Regions from separate parts of the Homo sapiens genome. Here region 2 is linked to region 1. Evidence: read pairs that join two places in POLR2A ChIA-PET (ENCODE). Cell type or tissue: IMR-90. All regions are shown on one strand. Region 1 holds the start of CYP2J2 (cytochrome P450 family 2 subfamily J member 2). Region 2 overlaps LOC105378758 (a long non-coding RNA gene).

Region 1 (4,000 bases):
ATGAAGAATTAAGAGGGACATTACAGGATAAAAGGATCAATTCACTAAGAAGACATGATAATCTTAAATGTGTATGTGCAAAACAACAGAGTTTCTAAATACATGAAGGAAAAACTACTAGAACTGAATGGAGAAATAGATACTCTCAACTGTCCTTTGAAACTTCAACATTCTTCTTTCAGTAATTGATAGAATAAGTAGATAACAAGTCAACAAGGATATAGGCAAACCAAACAATATCATTACCCAGTAAAATCAAATTGATATTGATATCAATTACTTCACCCAACAATAATTTATATCAATTATTCCACCCAACAATAGTCAAATACATATTTTTTCCAGCCTCCATGGCACATTTATCAAGATAGACTATATCTTGTGTCATTTAATCAACCTTAACATATTTAAAAGAACTGAAATTGTACATAGTATGATGTTTGACCACAATGGAGTCAAACTGGAAATAATTAACAGAAATGATAACAAGAAAATCTCCACATACTTGGAAATTAAACAACATATTAATTAAATAAGGACACAGGTTTGGGGGCTTAGTTTTAACATTCTGTGGCTAATTCTGTCACTTAGTATTACCAATTGGGTATTTCTCCCATAAAGTGATAAAACTTTGTCTATCAATATTTGAGGGCAATATACAGCCATGTGTTTAAAGTACTGCAGGCATGTGCAGGGAAAGGGGAACTACTATTTGTTATGTACCAACTATATGTCAGTATTGACCATTCACTATTTTATCTAATCTTCATAATCACTTGTCACACTGTTGTCTCTCAGCAAGTTACCTGTGCTGAGTGGCAGGAAAACCAGTATTGGTTTCTTGAGATAGGGTTTGATGTCTGAGAGAACTTGAAAGAACTTGGTCACCAGAGTCGGGGAGCCCTGATAGGAGATTATTGTATAGAGACGGAAAGAAGCTGCATCAAGAAGGGTCCCAGGTGGTTCAGTCAGGAGTCTGAACACCGTTTGGCAAAAATTTAAGCAGAGGAAGAACATTTTAAAATTATTACTTAGTGAGAGTGCACTGCAAGGGAAGGAGGTTGAAGCTGGAGGGCTCAGTTAGTGTAGTGGGAATAACTCAGTTGAGAAATGATCAAGATTGAGGTAGTATTATCACCATTTTATGTATGGGAAATGAAGTTTCTCAGAAAGAAAGTATAGCATTTTTAAGGACAATCATATAAAAGAGGGCAAGGTAATCACATTACAAGTAAGGTGTTCCAGTAATGTTTAACATGACAACATGCAAATAGTAAACATTTAATAATATTCCATCCCTAGAAAGTGCAGGTGGAATCATGCCAGTTAATGGGTTAGGAAATGAAACTCAAAGTGGGTTTTACCAGGTTACCAGCGTTAGCCACACCTCTTCCTGCCCTTCATCCCCCACCCCACCCACGTTGCCGGAACGTCCCTTGTGCTGCAGAACAGAGTTAGGGTCAGGACACGCTAGGCACCTTCTCCCACTCCTACCAGCTGAACCTCCAGGTGCGACTGCTCGAAGTCCACAAGGAAGAAGTTGCCAAGGAAGGGCAGGCGCCAGGGCCCCGGCGGGTAGTTCTTTGGGCGCCGTCTTTTGAGAAAGTCAGCAGCGAGCAGAAAGGCGACAGTGCCCAGTAGGAGAGTCCGAGGATGGACCACTGCCCAGAGGGCAGCCGCCAGAGAGCCCATCGCCGCGAGCATGGCTCAGACGTCCTCCTGCTCTTCTGCGGTCCAAGCAGGCGGCGGTCCCAGCAGGCGACGGTCCCCGCCCCGCCTCGCTCCCAGCCGTGCCCCGCCTCCCAGCCCGCCCCTTCGCAGCACCCTGCGAAGATGCCAGGCGCTGGATTCCCGGGAGGACACGCACCGGTCTCAGAAAAGGCCAGGCTAGGAGCAGTTTCTTTTCTATTTAGAAAGCTCATGGGTTTACTGAGAGCGCCACAGACATTTGAGCCTCTGTTCGGTTCAATCACCGTCTCTCCTATGATTGGAACTGTGCCTGGTAAACAGCGATAACAACAGCAGTACCTAACATTTCTTGGGCTCTTACTATATGCCAGGCAGCACATCCGCCTCTTTACATAGATTATTATTTCATTTTGACAAAATTATGAAGGAGAAGCTCTCGGTAGTCTCATCTTGCTGTTGAGGAAACAGAAAAGTTAAGTACTAAGTATGTGGTGAACAAATAAATCCACCCTTCTGAAACACATCTAAACGAGGTCCTGTATTTGAAAGTGTCTGGAAGATTAAAAGGCACTACACCAAAGCTGCTAGCACTGAGCAGCAGCCATAATAAGTGCTTAATTAACATTTGTTGAAGGAATGTCTTAGTTCCGATCCTTGCTGGTTTGCTCTATTAGGCTCCTCTCCAAAGCCCCAAGACTGTGGGACCTCCAGGTTCCAGCCTTTCATACCATCTGGTGAGTGCCTGCTTGGGTTTCACAAATGGTGAGACTGAAAACATGAAACATAGCTCAGGAATAGTATAGTACACACTCATGTACTCAACATAGAGTCACATATTCTGCTTACAATATTTTATTTTATTTCTTTATTTTTGAGACAGAGTCTTGCTCTGTCGCCCAGGCTGGAGTTCAGCTCACTGCAACCTCCACCTCCCGGGTTCAAGCGATTCTTCTGCTTCAGCCTCCCATGTAGCTGGGACTACAGGCACATGCCACCATGCCCGGCTAATTTTTGTATTTTTGGTACAGATGGGGTTTCGCCGTGTTGGTCAGGCTGGTCTCAATCTCCTGACCATAGGTGATCTGCCCACCTCAGCCACCTAAAGTGCTAGGATTACAGGTGTGAGCAAGAAATGAAATGAGAGTTGAAGTCTCTTGTTCTCTTTCTAAGGTCCAGAGAGAAATACTAGTCAGAGCTTAGCTTTTATCCTTCTAGTCCACATTTTCCTGTTTTACTACAGCTGTTATGCATCCATACAATATTTCTAATATTTATATATGATATTTTTACACGAATTATTCTACAACTCAGTATTATGTGTTTGAGATTTATCCTGACTGATATATGTGGCTCTAATTCACTTAATTTAATAGATGGATAGTATTCTATTACTATGCCACAATTTATTTGCTCATTCCCGTATCAGTGGACGTCAGGTTTGTTATATCTCTCCTTCCTTTTTATTTTTTGCATTAAAGAATGATGCAGGGGAATGACTTCCATAATGGCAGCATGAGAAACCCCACAGAACCTCTTCCTAGTAAAAAATTGTGATTGCTAAAAATTATTTATAAAACTAAAATAATTTAAGTCCCTGAAAATTGTTCTAAAGGCATACAGTAAATAAATAAATTTTATTTAAGAAGAATCTACTAAATGCTAGTAAACACAGTAAGAGTCTGTGGCATTTGAGCCATAACTCACTCTTTCTCCTAGTCCCCAGATCAACGTGACAGAAACCCCATTCTAGACAGTTAAATCCAAGAACACTTTCCCTAGCTCTCAAATGAAGGCTACAGTATCTCCCTGAGATGGAAAAACTGCCAGCATTTCTTATACCCAGCCCCCAGAATGTCATGTTGCAGAAGCTCTATTCTAGGCAAGACTGGCTAAGAGGTCTAGGGATATCCTCCTCCATCCAGCCCTGACTTGTAAGGCAGAAATAATACCTACCCCGGGCCATAATTGCCCTCATCCCAGCTTTCTCATGAGATAGAGGTTCCACACTGGGAGAGGTTAGCCACAAACACCAGAGATGAATGCCTGAAACAATAGAGATTTTGGTGGTAAGCAATTAATAGGAGGCTGGTAATTCTATGAGAACAAGAGGATAAACCATAGGCTAACTAGAAGTTTACCAAAGTCGGTCAGCACAAGAGTTAGCTAGGAAGAACCCTCTTGGGACCAGAACAAATCTCAAAGTCTGGCCTCAAAGACTATTCCTGAGAAGAAGCCCAAATTTAATTGCATCAAATTTTGAAGTAATGTATGCCCCAAGGCATTGTTGAAAACAGTAGAGCAATCAGCTGGA
Region 2 (4,000 bases), 150 kb before region 1:
CCTACCTCACTATGGTGGAAGCATAAGAAGCTGAAAAATAAATGCTGGAATTATACCTGCAAGGGATACTGAGGTCAAAGGCAAGACAGCTGGCCAAGCCAGATTGTTCTTCCAATGGGCCAGGTGAGCAATGGATGTAAGGTATGGAGCCCAGGTGAGGAAGACAGAAAGCAAGAACTCAAGTGAGAGGTAGTTCATATGGCTGCCTCACTATCATCTTCCAGACAAAATGCTGATGATAGTAGTGTCTTTTTGTATGAAGTCCAGCGAGTATGCCAGGTGTACTTAAAGGGGCTGGAGTAATGTGGATACCCCTGACTCCAATACTTGGCACACTTAGGCAGAAGGAGCTCTTCAACCCACATAACCCCCAATGGATGTGACACTGGGTCTGGCTGTTGCATCACTGAGATTCCAGGACCTTCTCCTCCCATCAGATCTTTCCCTTCCATCAGGTCCAGTTCTGTCCAGGACTCTCCATAAGGCAGTGGTGCATGATATACGCCTAAATGGGCTCTCATCAGCACCTCCTCCTTCTAAGCTTTGCAATGATCTGAAGCCCAGGCCAGGTCACAGCACACGGACCCTATAACCAGCAATTAGGAAAGTAGCCAGCGTTTCTATCTATGGTAGCACTGAAAAATCTTTTCCCCTGAGTTTAAGTCAGGCTGGAAGACAGGGAATTCCATCGTGCCTTTTGTTTCTGTCAGAGTCAAAGCAGGAAATAGCTGCCAGCTGAGTATTCATAACAGGGATTTAAAAACTGGGAATTAATTACACAGAAGTGGAGGAACTGAGAGCCAAGCATGGGGTAGTGAGGCAACCCAGAGAATCATAACTGAAGGGAACCACTAAGACCCTAGGCCAGAGGGACAGAGGAAGAGGCAGTGTTACGGGCCCCTGGGCGAAGCTGGCATCCTGGCAGGACTGTTCTGGAGATGGCGCTGCTGGGGAGTTGCTGCCCAAGACAGAGAGGGAGGGGAGAAACATTCCAACTTCTCCCCTCTTCCCTCCCTCTAGTGTTCCACCAGTGCCTCCCACTGGCCAAATATGCAGAATTCAAGGGTCAGTCCCCTGAAATACAGAGCAGAGCAGGAGAAAGTGAAGAACCAATTTGAAGGCAATATGCCCAGGAGAGACCAATTGCCCTTGTTTGTCAACCTTCACCACTGCTCCAAACACAAAGCCCTCATACACACTTCCATAACAGTATCACTCCTGGCTTACATGCCCCACAGTTTTTCCTTATCCTTCTGCCATCCTTGTGCCAACCCACCAGCTATGCCTTACAGAGCCTCCATTCCACTGTAAACAAACTACTCTATGTCCTGCCTCTTCTTCAAATATTCTCTCTGACTTGAATTCAATCCTGATTCACACTTAGCAAAAAGCCCTGAATCATTTATTCACTCATTCAACAATGACATATTAAATGGAAATTATACCCGTAATAACTAACCTTGCATTGTTGTATGTGTTTTATATATATTAAGCCCTCCAATTCTCGCAACCACCTTATGCCCCTTCTATAGATGAGGAAACTGAGACAAGAAGTCCTTAAGAAACTTGCCACTCCCATAGTTCATAAATAGCAGGGCCAGAAATCAAACATGCATCCAGCCTCGAGAAACCACAGTTTTACCCACCATACATCACTGTTCCAAAAATGAATATACAGTAGTGAGCAACAGATAAAGTTTAGTAGAAGAAGACATTTTTAAATTTTCATTTTGTAATAATTTTAGTTTTACAGAAGACTTGCAAACAATAGAGAGTTCCATATACCCTTCACATTGCTTCCCCTAATGTTAACAACTCACACAACCATACAGTATTTATCAATACTAAGAAACTTTCATTGGTACGATGCTACTAACTAAATTACAAACTCTAACCAAATTTCGCCAATTTTTTGATTAATGTTTTCCTTTTCCAGGATCCAATCCAGGGCACCATGTTTCATTGAATCATCATATCTCTTTAGTTTCTCAGACTTTCTTTGTTTTTTGTGACCTTGACACCTTTGTAAATTATTGATTAGGGCCAGGCCTGGTGGCTTACGCCTGTAATATCAGCACTTTGGGAGGCTGAGGTGGGTGGATCACCTGAGGTCAGGAGTTTGAGACCAGCCTGGCCAACATGTTGAAACCCTGTCTCTACTAAAAATACAAAAATTAGCTGGGCATGGTGGCGGGCACCTGTAATCCCAGCTACTAGGGAGGCTGAGGAGGAGAATTACTTGAACCCAGGAGGCGGAGGTTGCAGTGAGCCGAGATCACACCATTGCACTCCAGCCTGGGTGACAAGAGCGAAATACCATCTAAAAAAAAAAAAAAAAAGGATTGGTTAGGCATTTTGGAGAAAGTCCCCGCATTTGGGTTTGTCTGATGTGTTCATATAAGTAGACTAGAGTTCTGAATATTTTGGACAAATGACATATTGGCAAAGTGCCCTTCTCACCACATCACATCAAGGATACAAGCTATAAACATGAGCTATCATTGATGATGTTAACCTTATTAATTTAGTTAAGGTGATACATGGCAGATTTCTCTGCTGTTAAGTTTCTATTTTTCCCTTTTCATATTCTGTTAGTTAGAAGTGAGTACTAAATCCAGCCCTCACAAGGGAAGCAGAGTTAAGCTCTACATCGTGGAGGAGGCAGCAACTACGTTTATCATTTGGAATTTGGCAGGAAATATTTATCCTTTCTCCTCCATTTATTTATTTATTCAATCATTTATCACTCAGTAAACATTCATGAATATTCATTTTATTTTTTAGGTTATATTCCAATACTGTCATTTATTTTGTTTCCCTAACTGGGGCAACAAGTTAGAGCTCCCACTGCCTAGCTTTGGCCAATGGGAGCTTTTTCAGGTTGACTACTGTGCCCTTTTCACATGTCCCCATTTTGTTGAGCCCTTCCTTGCATTCTGTCACTACAAAATGCTCCAGGCTTATCTTGGATTTTCCCACCCCTGCCCTAGAATCAGTGATTTCTCCAAAGAACACTGGTTCCTTTTATTGGAGAATGGTATCAGAAACCAAGATCTGGGTGCCGGAAGTGCTTCTAGTTTCTCTCAGTGGAAAAAGATAGAAAATACATGTATGTATATATACTAACCCATGTATATATACATAAAAAGACTTTGAATAAATGAAAGCACAAATGGGTTGTTATAAATGCTATGAAGGAAAATACCAGATTCTTTATAAAAGGGTTATAGATATGATTTAATACAAATGGGGTTAGGTAGAAGTCAAGATGGTCTTCTCTGCAGTTAAATACTTAAGGTGAAATCTATTGAATGACTAGGAATTAGCCAAGTGAAAGGGCAGAGAGACAGCAGTACAGGTAGAAAAACCATCATTTAAAAGAACACTAAATAGCAGGTGCTCAAAATGTTTGAAGAGTTGGATGAAGTCCATCGTGGTGAGAGTGGAATGATCCAGGGGATACGTGACCACAAGGGGGCCAAGGCTGGATCACATAAGACCTTGAAGGCCATGATAAGGAGTTCAGATGTTGTCATAGTGTAATGGAATGCCACTGAAGGGTTTTTAAAAGAGGAGGGAGTTGCATTCTACTTCACATAGAGTTGTAGAATCATGTAAAGTAGAAACCTCCTCAATTTCCTCAGCTCCTCAATCCCCACCCCACTACCCATAAGCTTTTCCCTGCAGGCACCCATCTGCAGGAAGCTTTACAGTTGGCCACCTCACTCTGGTCCACACCAGAGTCTTATCTTTCTGGTCTTTAGATTTCACCAGGCCACAACTATAAAATGACTTATATGAAAAATACTTGTATACTTTTATTATAAAATTTGCTGTCATTTACATTATTTGTTCATTCACTCAGTCTTTTCTAGGAACTATATCTGATGCCTCCCAGAACTCCAGAATCTACTAAATATTAAGAACAGTGTTTCCCTCTATTCCTCAGCTGCCAAGGAGCTCATGACTACATTTAATATACACACAATTGTATTTTCCT

The links. ChIA-PET counts read pairs that join two places held together with the same protein. Peaks named below come from ENCODE experiments on the same cell type or tissue, not always from the same donor. Only the 100,000 strongest peaks of a DNase experiment are listed, where the experiment ranks them.
Region 2: POLR2A ChIA-PET joins it to region 1 with 5 read pairs; 2 of 35 experiments call an interaction of 5 or more read pairs at or near these places.

What each region holds. Positions count from the first base shown.
Region 1 is chr1:59,925,043-59,929,042 of GRCh38, forward strand. It overlaps CYP2J2 (cytochrome P450 family 2 subfamily J member 2), which reads right to left and starts at 1,731. Exons shown (of 9, transcript NM_000775.4): 1 at 1,495-1,731. The coding sequence starts at 1,704. RefSeq lists an enhancer at 1,079-1,614. In IMR-90, no CTCF peak of the experiment used is centred here; no DNase peak of the experiment used is centred here; H3K4me3 peaks cover 694 bases; H3K27me3 peaks cover 654 bases.
Region 2 is chr1:59,776,671-59,780,670 of GRCh38, forward strand. All of the region lies in intron 4 of LOC105378758 (a long non-coding RNA gene), which reads right to left. The region is part of intron 2 of LOC101926944 (a long non-coding RNA gene); the gene reads left to right. Among named protein-coding and RNA genes, the nearest start is that of HOOK1, 36 kb to the right of the region's middle. In IMR-90, a CTCF peak has its summit at 1,005 (motif pointing left); no DNase peak of the experiment used is centred here; H3K27ac peaks cover 881 bases.